Linked DNA regions of Homo sapiens: region 2 is linked to region 1. Evidence: chromatin loops called from intact Hi-C (ENCODE). Cell type or tissue: prostate gland. All regions are shown on one strand. Each heading gives the region's core, and the rest is flanking DNA. Links, peaks and the distances in the headings are about the cores only.

The links. Peaks named below come from ENCODE experiments on the same cell type or tissue, not always from the same donor. Only the 100,000 strongest peaks of a DNase experiment are listed, where the experiment ranks them.
Region 2: it touches region 1 in a loop (3.0-fold over the local background); 2 of 110 quality-filtered maps call a loop at or near these places.

Annotation. Positions count from the first base shown.
Region 1 is chr5:92,684,862-92,690,250 of GRCh38, reverse strand. It overlaps LOC105379082 (a long non-coding RNA gene), which reads left to right and starts at 2,025. Exons shown (of 4, transcript NR_188298.1): 1 at 2,025-2,131. In prostate gland, for the core only: a CTCF peak has its summit at 2,027; no DNase peak of the experiment used is centred there.
Region 2 is chr5:93,792,892-93,798,280 of GRCh38, reverse strand. All of the region lies in intron 8 of ARB2A (ARB2 cotranscriptional regulator A), which reads left to right. Among named protein-coding and RNA genes, the nearest start is that of POU5F2, 54 kb to the right of the region's middle. In prostate gland, for the core only: no CTCF peak of the experiment used is centred there; no DNase peak of the experiment used is centred there.

The sequences.
Region 1 (5,389 bases), core at 57-5,056:
TGTATTTTTAGTAGAGATGGGGTTTCACCGTGTTAGCCAGGATGGTCTTGATATCCTGACCTCGTGATCCGCCCGCTTCGGCCTCCCAAAGTGCTGGGATGACAGGCGTGAGCCACAGCGCCCTGCCTAGCTAGACATTTTTATTGGGTGAGCAAAATGGCTCTAGTTCCAATGATACAAAGGAAACGTTACATTTACTTGGCCAGCTCCTGCTTCCTCCAAATTGCTTAACCCCAAAACTGCTTACTCAAGGCTCAAGGTATGTCTCCATTGCTTGGCCACCTACACAATTTGCAGGTACCTGTGGGCAGAGCATGAAGGATGCATTCGAGGGCCAGATCAGCAGCTTCAAAATAGATTTTTATTAGTAGTTCAACAGTTGGCTTCCATGATATAAACCCTAGAAACTTAGAATAACTACATTTAATTCATACTTCCTCTGCTCTCTTATTTAGTTAAGTAAGTAAAAACTGTCTAAGTAATTGTTGCTATCCAGGTCTGTGGGAAATGACTACTAGCTTTTGACTAACCTCTGGGGATTGCACTACTAGAATCCGAAGAAAATTCTAAAGATCTGGTCATCACAGTTCTAAAAAATCTCTTGGAAAGCAAAGACAAATCCACATTTTTATGTATTGCTGGGGAAAATTTTCATCAAACCACATTATTTTGTTCGTATAATTCAAGTAATTGTAGGTAAAGTCAGGTGGTCAGTTATCAGGCCATCTATACAGAGCTCACTTTCTAAAGTCAGGTGACTTCTTTCCACTTTTAGTAGTTGGAGCCTGACAAAGTTAAAATCACCCTAAACATATTTCTTAAAAAAGTCTTTATTTCCTCTTCTTTTTTTTTTTTTACAGAAATATGTTTTCTAATAGTACTAATAGTACATAGTTTTAAAATGCCACAGACTCTATTAATTTTTAACTAGAAGTGCAGGATGTTTCCAAAGAGCAGATTAATTGTGATTGAATTATCTTTTTTAAACCAAACATTTCTAGTAAATAATATAAACATAATAATTTGGATTTTTCATGTGGCTTAAAGAGATAGATTATTTGAAAGAAAAGTTTATATTTGGTAAAGAAGTAGGGGTGAGTGGCATCAGAGAAAATCAATGTTGTTTTTCAGTTTTTTGGTTAATCACTTTTATTGCTTTATTTCTTTTTGAAAAGTATAGTTTGTTCTTCTAAATCAATACATCCTATCTACTGTGTTGTAAGATGATACAGAAAAAAATAGCCTAATAACAAATGAAAGAACAACTTATATTTCTTATATTTTTTCTACCAAATTTATACTAAATATCTCTACTTAAATATTCTGCTGCTTTCAAGTTATGTTCTTTTTTTTTTTTAAATTTAGGCAAATTGTGGAAAGCAATTGGACTATGGTTACAAGGGATGGAAACGTATAATTGGTGTAATAGGATTCATACTTGTTAAGCTAGGGAGAAGAGAAACTGAAATAAGTTAATTCCTTTCCAAAGAAAAGGATCCCAGTGTTTTTAAACCAAGGGGAAAAAAGCAAAGGTCTGTCTAACTGCCATGTAAACTCATTTTAAATGTCATGTCTTATTACAACCTGATAATCGGAGTGCTTATTTCCCCCTTTTGCTTGAGCCATCAAATTTGTCAAAATTTTATGATAATTCATTCCATCATTCCTTAGACATTTAAATGACAGAGAGCCCTAGTCAAGGGGGGGAAAGCCTCTGTAATCTTACTCCTCATAGTATAGCTGCCTCCAGAGAGATTTTTAAAATATTCCATATCATGGTATAAGCAGCAGCTAAATTTCTCAATTTCACTGTGATTTCTTGCCGTTTTGGAAAGTGACAATAAGTTGGCTACGTACCATTCTTGACCTTTTGACTTCGGAACCACTGCTGACCAAATCCTAGCTTGCCTTGTTTAAGTCAGTAGCTCTATTATCACTCTGATCCTCTCCCAGAGGGTCTGAAGCTTTCACTCATGCTCCTGAACGGGTAAGCTCCCCCTCTAGTGTTCACTGCTCATCAGATTATTCCTCCAACAAATAAGACAGAGAACTGCCTGTTTTTTTGGTTCCCTATCGAAGGACGGAGCTTGGAACAACATTTATAACGGTTTAATGACACAAAGAGTAAAAGGTAAGTATAAATCCTACATTAAAAAAAAAGTTCCTTCCTTTTGATTCCTTTGAAAGCATTGCTACTGTTTGGTTATGAAACTAAGAAATGTTGCTTGTGCTGCCTTGCAGGCAGTATGCATGGCTGAATAGACAGGATGAGTTTGAAAGATATAAGATGATCTTGGAAAAAACAATCCTTTCTGTTGGGAAGCTGGATGTCTGGTTATGAATAAATGACTTTTCATTGGAAGCTGACACTCAGGAGCTCTTTATTTGTAGACCAATTACCAGCAGAGGAGCAGGATAGGGAGGGGGTTGTTCTAGGGAACCCCAGCATATTTTTCTTCCAGAATTTTAAAAAAGACCAGTAAAAAATGAAATGCCTTCCATTTGTTTTTACAAAGAGCCTGGGTAAACAGTCCTCTACACTAAAAGACCCTCACTATATTTGACACAGAACTACAGAAAAAAGCGCAATATATATTGGTGGTAGTTTTCAAGTGTGTTGAACTCAAAGGTTAAAAGTTCAACAACTTCATTAAATGTAGTGTTGAAGCCTTAGTGAGGCATAATCCAGAATTTATCATGCAATTGAAAGTAAGAGAAAGAAAAAAGAAAGAAAGAGCAAAAGAAGGAAAAAAATAAAACAAAAAGCTGATATAGTTCTGAGAGGTTAATCTTCACAGATGGTTACTAAACTAAAATCTAGAAGTTTTATTTATTAATTTTCAATCATGGGCATAATTTTAAACTAAAAAAAAGTGTACACCAGATTCTACAAAGAAGGCACAGATAAACTTTCTATTTAATTGTTTCAAAGTGTGTTTGAAACAATTGTGTATGTCTTGAAATAGGTCATATAATTTATTTGAAATTCAGGTTGGAAATAATATGACCACATTAAATTTCAATTGGTTTTAATCTTCTGAATTTTGGGGAATAAAATAAGCCCTCAACAAAGTTTTTCTTCATATTGATGATTCTGAAAATTAGGTTAGTTTTATTCTGGTATTCTAAGCTAACATGTCTTTCTTAATTAAAATACTAGCATTTTTAAAATGTGGTAAATAAGTATGACCACATAAACAGAAGGGAAGAACTTCCTTTTGCCGTATTGTTTTCATATTCTTTAATAATCAAAATGATCACTAGTCTCATCATTCTCACTAAGCATGTATTAAGTACCTACAAATTATACAAACCGACACCCTGTCAGAACTCAACTTACATTATTAAATGTAAAGTTTGTTATGGCATTAAAACTGAATTATTCTGTTTTGGTCTAATAAAGACCTCAAAACGTTTTCTAAAGTACAGTAACCCATTCCATAAAAATATTCATTACCTTATCATTATTTTTCTCTTTACTGGGTTAAAACTAGGTTGCTTGATATGGCAGAAGAAAAACAATGCTTTCAAGTCCTGTAATGTTAGAATACCTTAACTTTTTCCTGTTTTCAATTTTCTAGGTTCTGTGTTTTATTAAATTCCATTTTAGTGCCCTACTTTAAAGCTGACTTCAGGGTGTTGTTAAAAAGGTCATCATTCATGAACTAATGGGACCAGGTGACTAGGACCTATCTTTAATCACAAAGCAGTGGCCCCTTTGAAGGTTCAAAGGATTAATATTGCCTGCATGTCCATTCAGTTTTGAGCTTCTTGGATGACACAACAACACATAGGATGGCCATTTCTACTAGGCTGAGAGATTTCCAGGTGGACAGCTGTCTTTTCTGAACTGGACTCAGATGATACATACTTCCCCCTGAGCAGTTGTTTCACAGAAGTATCCTTCAATCACATGTCTTATGCTAAGACTCACTGTGAGACACACAGTTTGAGTTGGAGGCCAGCACAAATATGAATGTCACCTTCTTTAATTTTATTTTTTTAGAGGCTGCTCTAAATTGCTGGTTCAGGCAAAGTCTAAACCACTAGAAAAATTCTAAAGTAAATAGACTGCCATTTATAATGGAAAAATTGAATTGTATGAAACTTTCATAGCCCACGTTTCTAGTTGTACAAATTTCACATAAAACTTTCTAGTAGGAAGGAAGTCATGATTTATATCAGTTTGACTAACTTAATTGCTAAAGATTATGCAGCATTGCAAAGGACAGGTAAAGAGGCTTCTGTCAATCAAAGTGGTTATAGAAAAACACACAGAAAAAAATGACAACAACAAAAATTTAAAGCACAAAATACATTTAACTACACAGAACCCTTAAGATCTTTGTAATATAAAGTGATTTATTATAGGATTATAAAATATAAGAATGATAGGGTCTTTAGAGATGATCTCACCTACTTTTCTCATTGGTCAAGCCCCAGGCCCAGGAAAACTTGGAAAAATGGGTTGTCTGTTTAATGTCATATGGCGAAAAAATAGAGAACAAGGCATTGGATCTTGGCCTGTGGGTTTCAATTGCAGTGCACTTTATGCCAAGCGAGCTTCAGTCATGCTTTCGAGTTAAGTATGAGTGCTTTCATAGAAATAGGAAGAAAAATACATCTTTGGGAAGTTTGGAGGAGACATGAGTTATTTTAGGAGATAGCACTTTTTTTTTTTTTTTTGAGGCGGAGTCTTGCACTGTCGCCCGGGCTGGAGTGCAGTGGCGCGATCTCAGCTCACTGCAACCTCTGCCTCCCAGGTTCAAGCGATTCTCCTGCCTCAGCCTCCTGAGTAGCTGGGATTACAGGCACCCACCACCGGAGTTTCACTCTGTTGGCCAGGCTTGTCTCAAACGCTTGACCTCGTGATCCTCAGCCTCCCAAAGTGCTGCGATTACAGGTGTGAACCACCACGCCCAGCCCAAATTAATAAACACAATTTTTATATACATGTTGAAAAGTGGTCATGTGGGCTTACTTATTTTTCAGAAGAAATTATGCATTCATTGATTAATTAACAACAATTCCAATGATTATGAGACAAGAGTAGGTGGTTAATGGCTTTTAAATTATAACAGCAAGTTAAAAAAATTTTTTTTAAAGTAGGTGCACCATTTTCTTTGTTAACCCTATCATCCTAAGTGGGAAGGATAAATTAATGTCTTGCTTTATCTTTGTTACGGACTGTTTGTGCCCACCCCACCCAAATTTCATATCTTGAAATATAATCCCCAAAGTGATGCTTTTTGGAGGTAGGGCCTATGGGAGGTGATTAGGTCATGAGGGTGGAGCCCTCATGAATGGGATTAGTGCCCTTAAAAAAAGAGGCCAGAGAATTAGCGGAAGAATTTAAGGTGCAGTTGGCTTTCTGCAGCGTGGAAGATGG
Region 2 (5,389 bases), core at 324-5,323, 1.1 Mb before region 1:
GGAAGAGACAGACTTAGGGAAGCCTTGCTTTTCCTGACAACTTAGTGACAGAAAGTAGTATGGTAGATTTCATCATGACACCCACAATAAGGAGTGGCAGGTTGGGTTCTTATGGAAGTGGGTAAGGAATCAGAACTATGGAAACTCAACATTTGTTCCTCATTCCTATGCATAGTCTTCTTTTGTGCTCTGACTGTGGTAGTATCTCCTTTTATTATACTTCTGATTACAATAAACGTTCCCCTCAAGGAGTCCCTTTTATTCTTTTTCAATCTAGATTTCTTCTTTTGACTTCTCTCAAATGTCATTCACTCTCCTCCCTTCAGACACATTGATGTTTTGTTGATATTTAACCGCCATCCTTTCATACATATATGCCTAAAAGAACAATATAGAAGCTATCTAGCAATTTATCACTTCCCTTGTACTGTACGTCTTCAGTAAAATTTTTCTGAAAACACCTCTCTTGTTCTCCCATTTCTGTGCCATGTCTATTTCACTTATAATCACATTAGATAAAACCTGTGTGTAATTCTGTTTTGTATATTGCCTTTTATATTATTAACACTCAGTAAAATAGTTTAAGAATTGCAGTCTGTAGTACTGTCAGTCTGTCACCTTTCAGGCACTACTTTAAAATTCTGAAAATGTAAATGAAGTAATTAACCTGATATGAAACAGTGATACATAATTGACTTTCTAAATTAGTGAACTACTGACTCTTTTATATATTTGCCATTTTATAGAATTTCATATTGGCTACTTAACAAAAGGTGTGATGTAACAAAAATTCTGCCTCCTACCATAATAAATACTGATGCTTATTAAACACTCTGTACTGTGCTTCCTAAGTATATTTATTTTAGAATTTTGCTGTTTGAATTATTTCATACTCATGAAATTGAGGCAATACTTAATGATAATAGAATAGAGACTCTGAATCATTGACTCAACTGATGGAATGTCCTCCAAAGAAGTGCTAAGGAATAGACACATGAAAGAAAATGGAATTTTTTAAAGTAGCCTAGAGAATAATTCACCTTCACTCACACATAAACGCTTCCTCAGTGTAAATTTTTCAGTGCTCTCATGCATCAGAGCTGTCAGATGTCTAAATGACGGGTTTCAGAGTTTTCCTCTTCCTGTTAGTGATCTGAAGTGCTACTCCAGTATTTTCCATTAGGGTGGATATTGATAGAGGAAACTTGTTGTATAGTGGACTGTTTATGGTTCACTAGTATATCAACTCAGAAGTGCTCTTTTGTTACATGTAGTGTATATACATGTTCTCTATCTGTGAAAGGAAGATGCAGCCATATACATAGAGGTAAGTAGCTACTTTAAATTCAATCCTGTCTTTTCTTCCACCCAATGTTTATATGGTTTTGTGCAGTAAGTGCAATCCCCAAAAGTCCTATCTCAAATAAACCTTTCAAACCATTTATTTCTGCAGACTTTCATTATTTCAGAAATGTGAGATGTGCCTTCATAAGAAAAATGTTTCCAGCATGTAATCCAAGTCGGATTTTAAAATCCCAACTTAAAGAATTGTCCCACATTTGTTGGTTGGGAAGTGTTCATTTAAACAGCCCTTAAAAGTTAGTTGAATAGAAGTTTCTTCAAGCAACAGTATTCACTTGCAGGGAACAGAAGTTTCAGGTATTTAGCATAAGTTCCTAGGTAGAAGAGCCATCTGGAGATCCTCGTTCAAATATTTTCAAACAATATAGAAGGCCTGTGACTTATACTTATTATAATGATGTCACTTTCTCATTTACAGATGGGTGTCAACCTCTCCCAGTATCTGGCAGCTGTAATAACCCACAGTTGATTAACACATCCTGTCTTAAGAACATTTAAATGGTTTTTATTGAGCTGGTCAAGAACCACCCCCCACCATATAGGCCAATCACATTAGTGCTATACCATTTCAGCTTCATAAACCTGAGCTTACATTGAAGAAATGTGATCAAATGAAGATTACCCTGAATTTCTAGAGGCAAAAATTTAGAAACATTTGAGGGCATAAAACAACTAAGATTGGAAAAGAATCAAAATCTCAAATGTCTTTAGTCCCCAAATTTATATCGCACAGTCTTTATTTTCTTTGTATCATAGGGAATAAAGGCTGAGATTTGAAAAGCCGTCTTGTTACTTTTACAGTGAAACCTCTCTGTCCATACTTATCCTTCCTTCCCCTACCAACACCATCAGGTTTCAGCGTATTACGCCAGATGCTAAGTAGTGATGATTGCATACTTTATTTGAAGTTTGGGTTATTTTAAACTTAGATGCATTTAGTTTTGAAATCACAGGTATAACTTGCTTTATCTGACATATACATTTCATTTGAAATTCAGAAAATCCAATCATTCCCCATGGATTTATAGGATGATTTTTGAAATTTGTGATTTTGATTTTTTTTTTTTTTTGCTTTTCAATAGTCTTCTGAAAGCAGACCTCACATTCTTTTAGCTCTGTGTTTTTCTCTTCATAATCCAACATTTAGTGGGTTAATATGGTGTCAGTGTGTAAGAGGTCTGAAATCTAAGATCTAAGAAAAACCTACTTGATCTCTTAGCTATTAGTGAGTCAAATCATGATGTGATCTTGAGTACATGAATAAGACAATGGAGTGTTAGCAGGTTGGAAGGAAAATTTAGATTTGAATGTAGAGGATTAAGATGGCAGATGGGGGCAGGACTAGTATGCAGCTCCCACTTGGATGGACAGAGCAGTGTGTGGAGGCTCACATCATGAATGTATGCTCCAAGAACTACCACAGGAACATACCAAGAAAGCCAAGAGAATCCACAGACCCTCTGAAGGAACTGGATCACTGCTGCAGGCTCCCTGAGATGCTGAAAAACTGTGAGTCTGCGTGCCTTCTCAACAAAAAGGCTCATGGTCTGGGTCAAGTTCTCAGCCCTGGTCACCGGCTGCCTAGAAATAGACTCGGTGCTGTTGTGGGGCATGGTGGGAGTGAGACTGGCCTTTAGGACTGTGGGCCGCATGGGAGCGGGGTGAGGCCTGTGACTGCCAGCTTTCCCCCACTTTCCTGGCAACCTGCATGACTCAGCAGAGGTGAACACAATCCCCCTGGGAATATTCCTTCACTGGACTGGTAAACACAGCCCCACCCCCCATAGCAGCTGCAGCCAGCCTGCCAGAGGAGAGACTGAGCTCAGACACACCTATCCCTACCCCCACCTTGTGGTCCTTCTCTACTCACCCTGGTAGCCAAAGACAAAGGTCATAATCTCTTGGGAGCTCTATGGCCCTGCCCACCGCCTGAGTAACCTGAATACTTAACCAGGTGTCCCTAGGACAAGTTTAGATCCTGCCTATAGAACCACAGCTGATGTGCTCTTGAAAGTGCCACCTCATGACTGGAGACCAATCAACACAAAACCAGCACACAAAACACAACCAAGGACCCTCACAGAGTCCACTTCACTCCCTTGCTACCTCCACCAGACTAGGTGCTGGTATCCATAGCTGCAAGACCTGAAGATGGATCACATCACAGGACTCTTTGGAGACACTCCCAGTACCAACCAGAGCCCAGTAGCTCTGCTGGGTGTCTAGACCCAGAAGAGCAAAAACAACTACAGTGCAGCTCTCAGGAAGCCCCATTCTTAGGGGAAGCGGGAGAACACCACATCAAGGGAGCACCCTGTGGGACAAAAGAATCTGAATGGCAGCCCTTGAATCCCAGATTTGGACATAGTCTATCCAAATGAGAAGCAACTGGAAAAACATCTCTGGTAATATGACAAAACACGGTTCTTTAACACCCCCAAGAGATCATACCAGCTCACCAGCAATGGATCCAAACCAAGATGAAATCTCTGAATTACCAGAAAAAGAATTCAGAAAGTCAATTATTAAGCTAATCAAGGAGGCACCAGAGAAAGGTGAAGTTCAATTTTAAAAAATCAAACACATGATATAGGATATGAAAGGAAAGTTCTTCAGTGAAATAGATAATATAAATTAAAAACAGTTACAACTTCTGGAAATCAAGGACACACTTAGAGAAGTGCAAAATGCACTGGAAAGTCTCAGCAATGGAATCAAACAAGCAGAAGAAAGAACTTCAGAGCTTGAAGACAAGGCTTTCGAATTAACTCAGTGTGTCAAAGACAGATTTGAAAGTAGGGTAAACAAATGCTATAATTTCTGTTATGGCCTGTGGTAGACACTGTGATGCACTACTCAGTTGCACCTTCAATAAAGGACTTAACTGCCTCAGCCCTTGGGAGTGCTCTCAGCAGACATCCTTCAGCTGTCAGTCCCATCAGAGATTGCCTCAGCCACTTTGGTGCCCATACTCAAAGAACAGTGTGGTAGATTAAAGGCCAAGCCATCTAGACCCAACTTGGAACAACTCTGAAGGGCCATTTTGGGTTCTGAGCTCCCCAGGGGTTATGCAAGTCTGTAATGGGACCTGCATGTCACCTTAATTTCTCTCTCTGTTCATTCTTGCCTCATTCCCCTCCCTTCTTCAGATGTTGATTGTAACGACACACCTTAATATCCTGCATGCTAAACGTTGTCTTAGAGTCTTTCCTAGGGAACCAACCTGTGATGTAAGTCATTTCTAAATACATGAAACCAGACATTACTCTAGCTTCCTAACCATTACCTTCCCTGATCCATTTCTGTAAATAGCACTTTCATCAGTCCACAAATAATTTTTGAGCACCTGTTATTTGCCAGTCATTGTGCAGGGAATGAGAATGTGGTGTTAACAAATATGGATTTGCCCTCATGGAGGCTACATGAGGGCAAACAAATCCTTACTGGTTTTATAAGTATTTCAGAAGAAAAAAATACAGGATATTATGTACAAATAGCCATGGTACAAAGACGGGATCTGGAGTTAAAAGATGTAGGCTGCCTGCAGTGACTCACACTTGTAATCCCAGGGCTTTAGGAGGCCAAGATGGGAGGATTGCCTGAGGCCAGGAGTTCAAGACAAGCCTGGGCAACATAGTAAGCCCTTGTTTCTACCAAAAAAAAAAAAAAAAAAAAAAAATTAGCCAGAAGTGTTGGTGTACGCCTGTAGTTGTAACCATTCAGTAGGTTGAGGCGAGAGGTTCACTTGAGCCCAGGAGTTTAAAGTTACAGTAAGCTGTGATCCTACCACTGCACTTCAGCTTGGGTGACAGAGCAAGACCCTGTCTCTTAAAAATAAAAATAAAAAAATCTAGCTATGCCACCACTAATTATGTGAATGTGGTATGCGTGGGTCACTTACTCTCTAGGCATCAGTTTCCTCATCCATAAAACTGGTACATAATCCCTCAGCTACCAACCTGTGTACTTAAAAAGGAATTGTTCTATCTAATGAGATAATCTATATATAAATACTCAGAATATGAAG